2 separate regions of the Homo sapiens genome follow, and region 1 is linked to region 2. Evidence: chromatin loops called from intact Hi-C (ENCODE). Cell type or tissue: B cell. All regions are shown on one strand.

The links. A loop is a pair of places that touch in the nucleus more often than their neighbours do. Peaks named below come from ENCODE experiments on the same cell type or tissue, not always from the same donor. Only the 100,000 strongest peaks of a DNase experiment are listed, where the experiment ranks them.
Region 1: a loop joins it to region 2, with 1.9 times the contacts of the local background. A loop is called at or near these places in 1 of 110 quality-filtered maps.

Annotation. Positions count from the first base shown.
Region 1 is chr1:158,393,658-158,396,157 of GRCh38, reverse strand. No RefSeq gene overlaps it. Among named protein-coding and RNA genes, the nearest start is that of OR10T2, 4.6 kb to the left of the region's middle. In B cell, no CTCF peak of the experiment used is centred here; DNase peaks (open chromatin) are centred at 757 and 1,337; H3K4me3 peaks cover 946 bases; H3K27ac peaks cover 547 bases.
Region 2 is chr1:158,245,621-158,248,120 of GRCh38, reverse strand. No RefSeq gene overlaps it. Among named protein-coding and RNA genes, the nearest start is that of CD1A, 7.6 kb to the left of the region's middle. In B cell, a CTCF peak has its summit at 1,235 (motif pointing left); a DNase peak (open chromatin) is centred at 1,250; H3K4me3 peaks cover 172 bases; H3K27ac peaks cover 155 bases.

The DNA of each region.
Region 1 (2,500 bases), 150 kb before region 2:
TTTCATTTAAAACTAAGTCCATATGATTTTATAAACTGTTCTACAATTTAAGAAAGATGTGTATGCAGTTACAACTCTTGTTTGTCCAAGTTATTCCTCAACCCCCCAGATGCCTTGTTAGCAAGAAATTCACTATTTCCTTCTCGAGGCGTTCTATCCTGAATTTTTTGGAAACCCTGTGGATTTACACATTTAAAAGGGGAATCAGAGTGGTTTCCATACCAAAGACAAGAGACAGCTGGTTCACTATGTGCTGCTGTCCCCCCTGCCATCCACAGTATCATCAGTAGGATTGTTCCTACATGGCTGACAGGCAGTGCTGGTTTTCTCACTCATCACAATGGGCTTCCCAACAGGCATGGTTCTTTGAGGGATATTAATTTCTCCCAGGTAAATTAAGACTCTCTCACACTTGTTCTCTCCAGGTTTCAACTATGCCCCCCTTTAATTCCCATTCACAATTCTGTATGAACCACCAGCTTTCCTCAGGAACACTGAGTCAGAATTTGTTCTGTTGTGTAAGCACTTCAGACCCCAAGTTTCCATCACTCTTTTCTCCATGGGGATAAGTGTCTACTACACAAGAGCTGCTCCTTTCAAACACTCAGAAGACAATCTGATCATAACATTATGTGTACATGTATCAAAACATTACACTGTATCCACTAAATATGTACAAGAAAAAAGTTGAAAGATCTAATTACCCTTTTTCTTCCCCAAAACAATGGGACAAATCACTTGTAAGGCAAATATACACTTGCAACTTTAGGGTCTCCCCTATATACCTTTTCAAGTGTGTCTACCTACCTGTGAAAATTGCTTCTGGTGATTTGAAGGTGGTTTTCTCACTAGAAAAATGGAAAAATTAAAGAAAAAAAATTTGAAATTAGGACTGACAGTATACTTCCTCTAGCAGGGTATTCCATAGCAGCTGTTATCTTTTCAGTAATAAACAATGAAAATGTAAGCTTGAAAAGGAAGATTACTTGAAGTGTTCCATAAAATGTTACATTTAACTAGAGCGTTTATATATGTGTGTGTGTATATATATATATATATATATATATTTTTTTTTTTTTTTTTTTGACGGAGTCTCTCTCTGTCACCCAGGCTGGAGTGCAGTGGCACGATCTCCGCTCACTGCAAGCTCCGCCTCCCGGGTTCACTCCATTCTCCTGCCTCAGCCTCCCGAGTAGCTGGGACTACAGGTGCCCACCACCACACCTGGCTAATTTTTTGTATTTTTAGTAGAGACGGGGTTTCACTGTGTGAGCCAGGATGGTCTCAATAGAGTGTTAATTTTAAGGAAAACAATTTATGTTTGCTGTCTCCATTAAGTAACCTAGGAAAGTACCTATTTCATGTCTCAAAAGAGGAAGTCATAGTTTTCTTTCACTTTTAATGATGTGAATATCACATTTTTATCGTGGAGAAAGAAAAGCTCTCTTGAAAGAAGAGATTGTAAGATTTTTTATTTTTTTGCCCATTGTTTTTCTAAAATCATACATTAATATAAATGTTAAATAATTAATATTTTATTATAAATATAGGTGTTTTAACAAAAAGTTCAAAATGTAAATGGTTCTTTTGAGTTTTTTATTATTTAAAAACTAAATTTGCTTATTTTTTTAAAATTATTCCCTTTGTATTATATAGTTAATTATTTTTGCAACTAATAAAGAACTAAAAGAAACTGAATAATAAAGAAAAATATTTTTCATACTACAATACTGATGTCAGATTAAAATTCTGGCTCTTTTAGCAAGTATTTATTTTTATTTAAGAAAAAGCTTCTGATACTACTTAGCCATAAAAAGAAAGAAAATAATGGTATTTGCAGCAACCTGGATGGAGTTGGAGACCATTATTCTAAGTAAAGTAACTCAGGAATGGAAAACCAAACATCACATGTTCTCACATACCAGTGGGAGTTAAGCTATGAGGATGCAAAGGCATAATGATACAATGGACTTTTGGGACTGGAAGGGAAGGTTGGGAGGGGGTGAGGTATGAAAGACTACACACTGGGTACAGTGTACGCTGCTCCTGTGATGGGTGCACCAAAATCTCAGAAATCACCACTGAAGAACTTAATCATGTAACCAAACACCACCTGTTCCCCAAAAACTACTGAAATAAAAATTTTAAAAATGTTTTTAAAAAGTTTCTGGCTTACTACTTACTGGTCCTGGGTAGAAACTAAGTGACCAGACAACATTATCAGATATTTGACATGTATAACGACAAAACTGGGTATAATCAGCAACTTTTAATGAATTGGAAGAAGTATATATGTGACTGAGGTAAAAAAAAAAAAATACCCAAATACACAAGTATATGATATGTACATATAGTTTCCAATCCCAGAACGCATATTTTTTAAAAATCATACTCCTACTCTTCTTTCAGTCTGAAACTATGGCATTTAAGGGAGTTTTTCCATGAACGTATGACTCGGCACGAAAACTCCGAAGCCTGGTTTCCAGCTAGTTCTGCTTGA
Region 2 (2,500 bases):
CGCACATCTCTTACAGTAAAAGGAGCTGTAGACTGAGTCAAGATGAACCCCCACATGGGACACCTGTTGGAGGTGTTGAATTGGAGAGATCCTTAACACTTTGGCCTCAGTTTCTTTATCTGTAAAATAACTAGATTGAAAGAACTGAATAGTCTCTAATATCACTATGGCTTATTCTTTGTGTCTTACTGTGCTCCTGTTCCTTCCCATACATGTGTTCTTCCTCCACCTTTCTCTCTCTTCTCTGTCTTCACTGTCATCCTCCCTTAGCCTTTATCTCAGCTCCCAGAGCCTCCTCTTCAATTTCTCATACTTCCTATCCATTCAATCTAACCTCAGTCCCTCCTCCTGGACTCACTTTCCTAACCTGAAGCATTGCCTTGTCACATGACCCTTGGATTTCTGTGCGTAACACATAAAACAGCCAGGGATTCTGCTTCTGGAAAGACAGCACACTACATGACCTGCAAAGACATACTAACACAAAACACCCAGAAATGCAAGATTTTTAAAAATTATTTTTAAATGCATAGCTGCATTTACAATGAAATAAAGAAAGCTCTCTAGGGGGCAAAGAAATGGAAACCCAGAAAGGCAAACAGGATCCACACCTGGACATATTAAGCATTGTCTTGTATAGATCCCTAGGAGTTTGGCTACTGTTAGTCACTTGGATCAGGAAACAAGGCCTTAGGATTTAAAAAAAAAAAAATAGGTAATAAGACTTGCAACTGAGGCTTCTGCTATATCCTCACTTCAGTGATAGAATGGACAAATAGAGTAGAAAAAAAATCCATCCAATTATATGGATTGGATTGTTTTTTGGTTTTTCTCCTTCTGAGAATTGCTAATCACAGGTCTGAGTTTGAAGTTCAAAAGTATCTACTTGCATGAGCCTGAAATTCACAAACTAAGAAATTAATTTTAAAAGTAATTCCATGCTGTGCACAGTGGCTCACACCTATAATCCCAGCATTTTGAGAGGCCTAGGCGGGCGGATCACCTGAGTTCAGGAGTTTCAGACCAGCCTGGCCAACATGGCGAAACTTTGTCACTACTAAAAAGACAAAAATTAGCCAGGCGTGGTTGCGCACAACTGTAATCTCAGCTACTCAGGAGGCCTAGGCACGAGAATCTCTTGGGCCCAGGAGGCGGAGGTTGCTGTGAGCCAAGATCGCGCCTCTGCACTCCAGTCTGGGCGACAGAGCAAGTCTCTGTCTCAAAACAAAACAAAACAAAACAAAACAAATGTAATTCCAGGTGTGCCACCTGGTGGAATTTAAAGCAAAGTTATCTCAAGAGAACCACCCTCAATACAAGCTGCAAAGGATATTTCACAAAAAGCCTTTCCTAAGATGAGGTCACCATCCAAACTTAGCACAGGGAGAAAGATTCCATGATGAAGGAAAGTTGGCAGACAGAATAAATAGTTTCATTTCCCTAAGATATCACATATAGAGGAATTTATATTTTAAAACCTTAAAGTCAAAAGGTTTGAAAAGACATTATCAAAAAATATCAAACATATTTTAAAGCAAATTAAACTTCTAGAAATATAAACGCTAATTACTATAAAAACTCAATGAGTAGATTAAACAACAAAGACAGAAAGCAATTTAAAAAGACTTCTAAATTGGGAGAGCTGAAGAATTTCCTCTAATGCAATATAGAGATAAAGAAGTGTTGAATACGAAAGAAGTTAAGATATATGAAAATTAGTATGAAATCCAATATGAGCCCAATAGGAATTTCATTAAAAGACAAAACACACAATTGGAAGAGGAAATATTTAAAGAAAGCATGGCTGAAAATTTTCCAGAAATAATGAAAGACATGAATGTTTAGATTCAGAAAAGGCAAAAGCACCAAAGCAGAATTAATGAGTTTTTAAAATAATCTTTATTTTTCATAGTGAAGAAAAAAACTTAAAGATGTAGGTAACTCAGAATATAAGACAATAGAAAGCAAAGTTCCTTTTTATTATATTTCAGTTATTATATTTCAGTTATAAACAATCATCTACAAATATCAAATGTTATGCTAAACACTTAGATTACAAAGAGTAGACAGATAAAAGCTCAAACTCTACAGAAAGAAACCTGTAAATCAGTCATAGAGTGTGATAATTCTCTCATGAGAGAAAGTATAGGGAAATGAATGAACCTGATTAAATCTTTCTTCTCCATATTTTCACTGTTTGCAGGGCTTTGCTCACTCTGAGCACAAGACTTTTGTCTGCAATAATCAGGCAGGACCTAGACAGTGAGACCATATATTCGTGAGAATATCTCAAGTGATTTTTTAATTCAGGAATGTATGAAGGTATAAAAAAGGATTAAAACTGCCTGGACATAATGAGCACCACATATGACACCTCATTCAGGTATCAACTTCTCCTAACTCCTCAGTGAGAAGCTGATGAGAATTCTTGGGCAATCAGACAACATCTTTTTAGCCATGCTTAGTAGTTCTCACCAGTTCTAGCAATAACTAAAGGATA